Linked DNA regions of Mus musculus: region 1 is linked to region 2. Evidence: chromatin contacts called from ENCODE Hi-C or POLR2A ChIA-PET data. All regions are on one chromosome and are shown on one strand. The core of a region is the stretch at or near the end of the contact, and the rest is flanking DNA. Distances in the headings are between cores, read along the strand shown.

Region 1 (5,071 bases), core at 2,272-4,771, 40 kb before region 2:
CCCAGAAAGTGGGGAAGAAACATAAGGAAGAAAAATATAAATAACATGCTTAAAAAGGTAAAAACAAAATAAAAACATCTATTTTATTGTGGAATATTGACCACAAATACAACATCCTATTTACAGCACCAGGACAGAATTAAATTTAATTTTCACATATTTATTATTTTCATGAAATAAAACTGCACATGAATATTATTAGTGAGCTTGTTTTTGACCTTAAAAAAAATTATAGGATTGCACCTGGCACAAAAATAAGCAGTGCTAGAGCTGAATAAAAATAATTTCTCCTTCTCTTCATAATCATGGGCTTGTGGGGTATGGGGGAAAAACTTAGACCAGTATCTCTTATTATCAAAATGTCATGAAAGGCCACCCAATTTTAAGTAAAACCCACAAACCTTTTCCATAATATGAAAGGAAAGGAGACAAGAGCCAAAGAGAATAATCACTAAGTTAAACAGTCATAAAATCAATTGTGTTGCCAAGACTTGAGTATTAAATAGGCTTCTTATGTGGAACTTCAGGGCCAATGAGATAGTTCAGCAGTTAAGAGCACAAACTGTTCTTCAGGAGACCAGGGCTTGACTCCCAGCACCTACATGGCAGCTCATAATAGGAACTCCATTCCCAGGGGATACAACTCTCTTCTGACCTCCTCAGGCACAGCACACACAGTGTATACACACACACACAGACAAAACAGCCAAACACATAAAAGTAATCTTTTTAATGTGACTTTATATTTAATGTCTTTTTTAAATCCATGTTTAAATTATTAAGGCCATGCTTAGTTAAACCATCTCTGAATAATTTAAAATCCCACCTGGCGTGGTGGAACACACCAAGAATCCTTGCACTGAGAAGACTGAGGCAGGATCTTCATCAGTTTGAAGTCAGCCTAGTATATGTAGTGAGACATGTCTCGGAAAAATAAAAGAAAGAGAGAGAGAGAGAGAGAGATAGAATATAGTGTAGAGCAGGATGCTTATCTGGCCCTTGAAAGCCCTGGGCTGCCCACTCAGCGATGCAAAAAGCAAAGGTTTTCAAGTTCCAAGCACCGTCCACAATCACCATTTTCTAGCAGAGCTAAGACCTGCCCATCTGGTAAAGAGGGTTAACATATTTTCAAGTGTTAGCTGAAAATGCCTTTACTAAGTACAACTGTCTACAGAATAATATGGCCATGACCTTACTGACCTGTCTGTCCCCTACTTTACCACTTCAACAAACCTACTGATCCTCCTCAAAAACAAAGGGGGAGGCATGTCAGGGAGAAGTTGGGCCACACCAGAGCCTCAAGCTTACACGCTCTGTAAGTGAACTCAGAGGCAGGGCCCTGATTTTGATGACCAGCGCCACTAAAAAATTAAAAATGAGACTGCAAGAGAGAATACCATTAAACCAAGCAAATTCTCAGTCCACTCCCCTTGGCTTTATCTAAACTGAAAGCAAACTAACAGCACCTAGCCCTAAAGCCCTCACTTCACACACCAAGACGCTGAGGCCTAAGGCAGCGGTTTAGTCATCTGCTCTGAGCGACTGCTTCCCTGTAAGTACTGTGTGTTAGTCGTCAAGGCAAGTGCTTAATCACTTGGTTGCTTAAACGCTTACGAAATTAAGTACCTAACCAGGAAAAACCCAATCTCCACCCTTTTGGCACCCCTCAGAGTCCGGCCCTGAGCTATACAAAAATGATGGATGAATCCTGAATACCATTTCTATGGCTCAGCCATTACTATCTCCACTTCAAGGGCCTCAATGTCTAAATTGTGACTGAACAGAGAGTCTGGGTTAACAAAGCCTCCAACACAGTAAGTGGAGAACATCATCAGTACTTCCTTGTTGCTCTCATTTCTATTAAACGTCTCGTTTTCTAATAGGCGGAGGACTTATACCATCTCAAGAGGGACAGAGGATAATCGTTCTGGTTTTCTGAGTGTCAAATACTATTTGTGCCCAGTTAACACGAGTCATCACCCTTTAAACACTTTCCAGTTAGACAATATTTTCACTCATCTCTTACGATTGATTAAGTATTGTAACCGACAGGGGCTAATACCCTTTGAAAAAAATCTTAAAATAATCCTCTGAAACGGGACATGGCTGTGCATGCCTGAAATACCGGCATTCAAGAGACTGAGACACTAAGACCACTAGTTCGAAGTCCGCCTAAGCTACATAGTAGGAACCTGTCTTAAATAAGCAAGTAAATAAACAATGCGACTCTGCCAGGCCACCTGACATTAAAACTACAGAAAATCTAGTCTGTAAAAAGATCTCACCAACTAAAAAGTACCATCAGCTTCATTAGGTCAGTGCTAACCTTCAAACCATCTGTTGTAGAACCTGGGGCACTGAGGTCTCTGGCTGGAGGTGCATCAAGATTATACCATCCACCCTCTGCAAAACACGAGTGCAGTGCATATTTCTTAACAATGTTTGACCACATTTAATGACAATGGTATTCAATCAGTTCCCGCAGCAGAGGTTTTAAAAAGAAGGCAGCATGCCGCTGGCATTTCAACCCCATTTAAGACATCACCGCTATACGTGTGAAGCCGTCGAAGAATTTTTTAAAATGTATTTTAAAAAAATAAAACACCAGAAAGATGTGTCAAAGCGAAATAAAACCATTTTGAACGTTAAAGCCTCCGTACAAAGGTGGCTGAAAAAGGCTCTCGGCCTTTCTGAAACGCCGGGCAAAAGTCCCTGGGCGACTTTCAAAACTAACGACCGTGTACTACTGCACAGTACCACCCCTTAAGACGAACTACCGGCCGGCCAACCGTTCACGTTACTACTGCCAAAGGAACTTTAGAAAACAAGCAGGGAAAGGGGAACAATAAAGAAGCGTCTCACCGCAAACACAGCACGAGAGGGACTGTCGGAAGTAAGGCAAGAGCCTGTTAATCTCTGTAAACGCCTTGGGGTCTCCGGGGTCGTAGTTGAGCACTAGGCGGCTCGCGGAAATGTAGAGAGCAGTAGCATTCACCGGGTTCATTGCAGACACTTCGACACCAATGGCTCCCGGTTGAAAAGAAATTCCGGATCCAAGTTTGTAAGCAGCCAGGGAACAATGGCGAATTTAAAACAATTCGGAAGAAATCTGAGCAGAACCCCTGGCCAAAGCAGCAACCAAAATCCGTGCAAGTTTGTGAAGCTGAAGCAATCCTCCCACACATGGGGGCCTCGGCGCCCCTCCTCTGTCCCTGAGACTTGCAGACCAAAGAGAGACAAGCGAAATCAGCGATCGAGTTCGTCCGACACGGCCGCGGCTGGGTGCTCCGGACGGGCTCCGGGTTCGCTCTAGCCCCGCGGCTCGGCGGGCGGCCTGCGCTCGAGCAGCATGTCCGGCCGCGGAGGCACCTCCGGGTGGAGCTGGCGCGCACGGGAGCGGGCCCGGTGGGGTCCAAGCGGTCCACACGTTTCTCTTCCGACGGCGGGGCCCTTACTCCATCGCAGCGACGTCGCGGAGGCAGCGGGACGGTGGGGACTACGGCGCAGGCGTCGGATTCCCGGGTCTAGTGCCAGCAGCCGCGGCGGCGGAGGTTGCTGTTGCTGCTGTGGCTGCTACTGCTGCTGCTGCTACTGCGGCGGGAGCGCGCCGCTGCCGTTCTCGCCATGCCGGACGCGGGGCCCACGCTGCGCCTGGCGCGGCAGGCGGGCGGGAGGGAGGCCCCCGCCCGAAAGGGAGGCCCGGGAGGAAGTGCGCGCGGGGCCCGGCGGCGGGAGGGGGCGGGGAGCAGGCCCGGCAGGCAGGCAGGCAGGCAGGCAGGCAGGCGGCGACGGCGGCGCCCCTCCGCTTCTCAGCCGCACACTTGGGGTCACCAGCGCAAGCGCCGCCCCCTCACAGCCCGGCCATCTTTTCGGCACGGCACGGACGACTCCTCCAAGCGCGACTGCCACGGTGCTGCGCCGCCGCCGCCGCCGCCGCCGCCGCCGCCTGCCTGCCCAGCCGCGGTTTAAGCGAGCTCACCCCGCCAGGCCGCCGCCGCCGCCACCCAGCGCGCACGACCAGGCCCGCTGCAGGCCCCTCCCTCGCGCCTGGCCGCCCTCACGCTTCTTCTCGCGCCGCTCTAGCTCCGTTGGGCCGGGGCTACTCCGGCCGCAGTAGATGGTGCGGCGCCTCAGGCCCGGCCGGTAACGACGACCGTTACCCCAACGGGCAAAGACACTGTCATCCCCGAGCCTCCCCCGCCGCCGTCGTCGCTAGCCCTTGTACGCATGCGCACAGCGCGCTCTCACCCCCCCTCCCCACCCCCACCCCCCGCCCTTCCTCTCCCTCCGCTTCCCTTTTCCCCTGCTTCTCCTCTAAAAGCCCCCTCCACACCCTCCCCGCGCTGCCGGCTTCACTGCGCATGCACAAACCCCCCCAACACACCCACCCCGACCCTACCGCCTTTCGCCCTTACGCGTGCGCTTTGACCGCCCACCCAGAAAACCGGATAAACACATTAGCCCGCTCACGCCAGCCCCGCCCTGCCCCGCCGCCAGCACACCCCGAGCTCACTGCGCATGTCTGGCTCGCCACTTACGGTTCCGTGCACGGAGCATGCTCGGTTTCGAGCCGGACGCGCTCTCCGCCCCTCCCCCACGTGCTCTCCAATCCGGTCTCCCAGGCGTGTGGGTTGTGGTGAATTGGGGTAGCGGGCACGGTCTCCCCTCGCGTGGGCTGCCCGCGTCGCGCCGTGGGGCGGAGGTGGGGGGAGGGTGTTCGGGGACCGGAGTTGACCCCAGTGGGAGGATGGCAGCCCAGCCCCGGCCTCGCCGGCCTCCTCCCGGAACCTAGCGCGTGGCGGGCCGTGGACTAGGCGCTGGCCCACAAGTTTGAAAGCCACTCCTCTAGGTCCCCAGCGAGCCTGCCCTTGTGCGTGGACACAGCCCGCGATGTATGCTCTGGTTCTGTAGAGTCCGAAAGTGTCTGAGTCCTTCGTTGTTCTGCATTAAAACACACACACGCACACACAAAGCTTTTGCCTTTTTTGCAGAAGGCTGAGGACACTTGGATATAAATAAAGCCTAACAGCGTGATTCTCCCCTCTCAAAATACAAACCCGTTTTTGGGTAG
Region 2 (5,310 bases), core at 1,320-3,819:
TGCTGTGTTACTCTCCTTCCACTCTGAGGAGTTTTCAGTAAAAGACCAGAGTCTCTATTTCAGCCAGGTGTGGTGGTACATGACTTTAAGCCTATCATACTACACGGGGAGGTCATGTCTTTTAAAAAAAAAAAAAGAAGGAGAAGGAGGCAGAGGAGAAGGAGGAGGCGGAGGAGAAGGAGGAGGAGGAGGAGGAGAAGAAGGAGGAGGAGGAGAAGAAGGAGGAGGAGGAGGAGGAGGAGGAGGAGGAGGAGGAGGAGACTGTCTACTTTAGGAAACTACTAGTAATCTATTAGACAACAATTTAACCAGCACTTCACGGTTGCATGCATCTTTAAGCATTACACATTGTCTCCCATTTAAGCCATGTAAGTCTATGACACAAAGCTACTCCCACTTAGTAGAAGTGGGAACCGAGGCTGTTGTCCAAGATCACACAGAGGTAACTGGTAGAGATGACCTTATCCAGACTGTTCTAACATCAGATGCCTGGGCTCTTGTCCTGGGAGAGACATAAGAACTCAAGGGTTTCTCAGGCTTCCCCACCCCCAGTTCCCCACCATCATGAAGGGTGCCAAGGCTCTATAAATAAATAAATCTTAAAAAAAAAAAAAAAGCAGGGCCAAGAGCTCTCTCATCTGGTGTCCCGTAGATGTAGGAGTTCCTTGCCCAGTCAGGAGTCTTCAGACCTTGGACAGCTTCTGTCTATGTTGAGGGAAACAGTTCTAAGAAACACAACTTGCGGCAAGTAGGTGGCTCAAAGATGATTATTCAGCCATGTTTAATCCCAGTACTTGAAAGGCTGAGGCAGGTGGATCTCTGAATTTCGGGCCAATCTTGTCTACATCATGAGTTCCAGGCCAGTTTAAGAGAGAGAGAGCCTCAAAACGTAAATGAAATAAATAAATAAAATGACATTAACGTTAAAGTCTCAGGCCAGAATTTGAACTCTGTGGGAGTCCTGCAGAGAGGTGGAGTGAGGTGGATTTAGGAAGGGTTAATAATCAACTCTGGCAGGCTTTTTTTATTTTTTTATTTTTTATTTTTTGGCTAAGAATGAGAAATATGCACCTTGTACTTTGCCTTAAAGACCTGCCACTTCGCTGGGTAAACAGATGAGAAAGCATTCATAGTAGAGTTTTCGAAAGCACTGGAGCAGCACTTCTCAGATGTTAGCATCTGAACTGACTAAAGGGTCCTTGCTAAGAGGTCAGCAGCCTCCCCCCCCCCCCCCCGCCCCCGCCCCCCGCCCCCGCCGCCGCCTTGCATCCCCTCTGATTAGTAGGTCTGAGCCCGAGCAGTCTGCTCCTAGTTTACTTTTCCTATTTCCTCCCAGCTAATGCCAAAGCCGCTGTGTTGACAAGATTCTCTTCTTGACCAAACTTCGGTCAGGCTCTACTGAGCATCTCTTGAATAGAACTGACCTTGGCTCCCAGGTCCTCTCTTCTAGAGGGTAGCTTTGCCAAGAATCCTGCTAAGTCAGTTATGCCAGAATCTTCCACCCTTGATGAGGGATCGCCCTCCATATTTGATAAGGTTCTTCTTCCACTGTCCCCCAAATGATGTCTGAGCACCCTGGCTTGCCTTCAACCAAGCAAACGTTGTTTGTCAGATTGCTCCTTGCCCTGTGTTCCCTATTAATTTTCTATCCATTGAGCTCCCTCCCCGATACATCTTGTCTTTGGTGTATTCGGGGTTGAGGCCAACCTCTCTCCCCTACTGTAAAACCCTATGGAGCCTAGACCTAGCACAATGGTCTCTAAAAGTTTACTTCACCATTCTGTGTCTCGTCACAAACTTAAAAAACATCAAATAATTTGTGTGTATCAGAGTTTGGGCGTGCACATGTGGAAGTCACAGGACAACATGGGGTGTCAATGGTCCCCTTATTTGTGTGAGAATTGGGTCTCATTTGCTTCTGTACATGCTAGGGTGGCTGTTCCGTGAGCTTCCTGGGATTCTTTTATTTCTGTCAGCTATCTCACCTAGGCAACCTCTCTGTACAGACACTCATTACTCTGGCTGAGTACTGAGTTTGGGGACCCCAATTTTGGTCCTCATACTCAGGCTGGCAAAGGCTTTAACTTAGCACTGAGCCAAGTAGCTTCCCAGCTCCTCTCCCCTTTAAGAGACCCTCTCTGGAGCTCAATACGTAGCTCACAAAACATTTCAGTCTTGACGCCATACAAACCTACTTCTGTTCCTGTGTATCCCATCTCTGAAATCTGGATATAAATTATTTCAAGGCTAAGTTTTAAGAGCAAAACCTGGCACAGCATTTGGTAAAAGTTGGTCAGAGCTCATTATCTATTCATTTTTGGGGGGAAGAGGGTCGACGAAGCCTGGAGTTTAGATGGCTAACGCAGAACGAGGAATGAAGTCCTTGTTCTGTGTGGCTACACGGGCACAGAGCTGAGAGGCAGGTATTTCCTAGAACAGGACCGCCTTGAGCCTGAATGCAAGCCTGTGACTGCTACCAGCTTTAGGGCCAGCGACGACGCGCAGGCGCAGACTCGCAATGTCTACGCTCTCTGCGCATGCGTCCTGAGGTGCAGTGTGTGTCACGCTGGCAGTCAAAAAAAAAAAAAAAAAAAAATGGCGGCGGCGATTAGGATTCGGGCGGTGGCGGCTGGAGCGAGGCTCAGCGTTCTGAATTGCGGCCTCGGCATCACGACCCGCGGCCTTTGCAGCCAGCCGGTTTCAGTTAAAGAGCGCATCGACAACAAGCGCCATGCAGCGTTGCTGGGAGGAGGCCAGCGCCGCATCGACGCGCAGCACAAGCGAGTGAGTCACGGGCGCCAGTGCGTCCCGCCCCCTCCGCTCCCGCCCTATCACAGCGCGCCGGGCTCGCGGCGCACGAGCCTCCCAGCCAATAGGCGCTGCGCCTGGGAGGGGCGCGGCGAGAACGTCCACCTGGAGAACCTAGAGCCCCCTCGGGTGTCAGTAGACATCTGCACCACTTAGGGAGGTCCCCAGGCGGTGGTGGTGGGCATTGGTCGTCGGATGGATGGATGGATGTGACCGGTCTCCAGCTGCGCTCCACTTAGCAGCTTTGAACTTTTGGGAAAGGTGGTCTTTAGAAAGCACCGTAAACAGAATAATGTCTTCCAGGTCTTGTTTGAATAAGATTGCCACGTTAATCGGCCACAGGCTCTGAATTTAAAAGACGGGATTGTTCTCCCGCTGCCTGAAAGTGTTTATGACAGTTTTTTTTTTTTTTTTTTTTTTCCCTTCCCTCTTCTCGGGGAAGGAAGCAGTAAAACCCAGGCACGAAGTATTAGAAAAAACTTGGTTATGTTCACATTAACCTGGTGTGTTGTCTCCCTGCGTGCTGGGGATTTGTGACGCCTGTGACCGAGGAAGTCTGGTTGGCCTCTTGAGAGGTTCATGTATCGATCTGCTGCATAGGAAGCAGGTGGACTTTCTATAAACTCTCAGGCTACTCTGCTGAGAGCAGCTGAGGCGGGAATCACATTTGAGCTTCTTCTGGGGAGGTCATTTAGCAGCAGAAAAACAAAAAACAACAGAAGCTGGAAGAGGTGACCCTAGACTTGAAGCCAGACTTGCCCAGTGTGTCCTTGACAACTGAGTGAGTCCAGGCAGAAGAGCTGGATAAGTTAACATGAAGGTTCCCTAAGGGAAGGGCTCCTGTGAAGGGCATGCAAGTCTTACCCAAGTGTGTGAAAATCTGGGTCAAATGTTGATTCAGATGTCCTGAGTTAGGTTTGAAAAAAGAAAAATGCTCAAGGAAAACTATTTATTCCTCTTGACACTTAGGGATGTAAATGTGGTTGTAAGGTTTATGGTGAGCCATAAGCCCTCTCTCCCTTGGGGTCCCTCTGAAGGGCTATTAAGTTCCCTGGGAAAGCCTGTCACTGCTCTGGTAACCTTTCTCTTGGGACACCCTTGCTCAGTTGCCTATTGCACCCCAGGCAAGATCCTGATGCTCTTACATTAAGGCCTTCAGAGCAGGTTTTCTGCTGTCAGAGTTTATTTAGTTGGGAGGCTAATTTGTGTTCCCTTTAAGCAAGTTTTTCATTATGTCCGTGAATCAGATGTCCTAAAAGAGGACCAGAAAGTATGAATATCTTAAAATTTATCGATCTGTCTATTATCTATATATCTATCTATCTGTCTATCTCCGTAGTTGTTAGATTATTTCCCCCCAAAGTACATTTGTTTTCCACAGCCTCTTTCCACAGCCTCTTTGGCTTTTACTTTTTGTTTGTTTGTTTGTTTGTTTTTCGAGACAGGGTTTCTCTGTGTAGCCCTGGCTGACCTGGAACTCACTTTGTAGACCAGGCTGGCCTCGAACTCAGAAATCCGCCTGCCTCTGCCTCCCGAGTGCTGGGATTAAAGGCGTGCGCCACCACTGCCCGGCTTTACTGTTTTATTAGAATATCTAATTTAAAGTTTTAAAATTTTTCTTCTTGTTTGTTTAATGTGTATATGTGCTGTTTTCTTAACACAGTAGGACAAGGAATTTATAGATTTGAGGTTTTGGGAGCCTAAGAGGTGGAGGCTTTTGGTAGATTGAGGATTCAAATTCATCTGAAAGGACATTTTGAACTAGGATCTCATGCAGCCCAGGTTGGCTTTGACTTTTCTTTGCAGTCAAGGATGATGCTGAACTTCTGACCCCTCTACTTCTAACTCGCCCCACCCCCAACCCCACCTCCCAGCTCTGATAATAGAGGCATTCATTAATTTTTTTTTTTTTTTTTTTTTTTTTGGTTTTTTTGAGACAGGGTTTCTCTTTATAGCCCTGGCTGTCCTGGAACTCACTTTGTAGACCAGGCTGGCCTTGAACTCAGAAATCCGCCTGCCTCTGCCTCCCGAGTGCTGGGATTAAATGCATGCGCCACCATAATTTGTGGTACTGGGAATTGCTTCTGTACACAATAGGCAAGCCCTCTACCAATTGAACTGTATCTCCAGCCATTTTCTTTTCTTTGTCTTGAAAACAACCCCCAACCCAAGAAGCTCTCCAGCACTCCGCACCTTCTCCTTTACTCCACAGAGCCCTGCTATGGGGATCTTGGCTTCGACAGTTTTGGTGTCTTTAAGCAGAGACTCCTATTTAGGATAGAAGAAGGGCAAGCCCTCGTGAAGGCGGAGGACCCATTAGTGCCCTGGCATGGAGGTGGAGAGCTGGAGGGGAAGGGTTGTGCCTGGCTGAAGTGTGCTTCTCTGAAAAGAGCCCGTAAATCTCTGACCCTCCCTAAGCTTGCCTCAGTTTCCTCCGTGGGTTTCCTTGCACAGGCAGGTAGCTCCGGAGCACCCCATCTACCCTGCTGTCTTGGCTGAAAC

The links. Hi-C counts contacts between places; a loop is a spot of excess contacts on that map. ChIA-PET counts read pairs that join two places held with the same protein, here RNA polymerase II (POLR2A).
Region 1: a map of left cerebral cortex shows a loop between it and region 2 (8-fold over the local background). The contact joins the promoter of Msl2 here to the promoter of Pccb in region 2. A Hi-C loop is called at or near these places in 14 of 37 maps with a recorded cell type or tissue (adrenal gland, gastrocnemius, heart and 2 more). POLR2A ChIA-PET finds 5 or more read pairs at or near these places in 5 of 5 experiments (Patski and embryonic stem cell).

What each region holds. Positions count from the first base shown.
Region 1 is chr9:101,073,212-101,078,282 of GRCm38, reverse strand. Msl2 (MSL complex subunit 2) reads right to left here and starts at 3,521. Exons shown (of 2, transcript NM_001100451.2): 1 at 2,863-3,521. The coding sequence starts at 3,004.
Region 2 is chr9:101,032,143-101,037,452 of GRCm38, reverse strand. Pccb (propionyl Coenzyme A carboxylase, beta polypeptide) reads left to right here and starts at 2,569. Exons shown (of 15, transcript NM_025835.3): 1 at 2,569-2,784. The coding sequence starts at 2,596.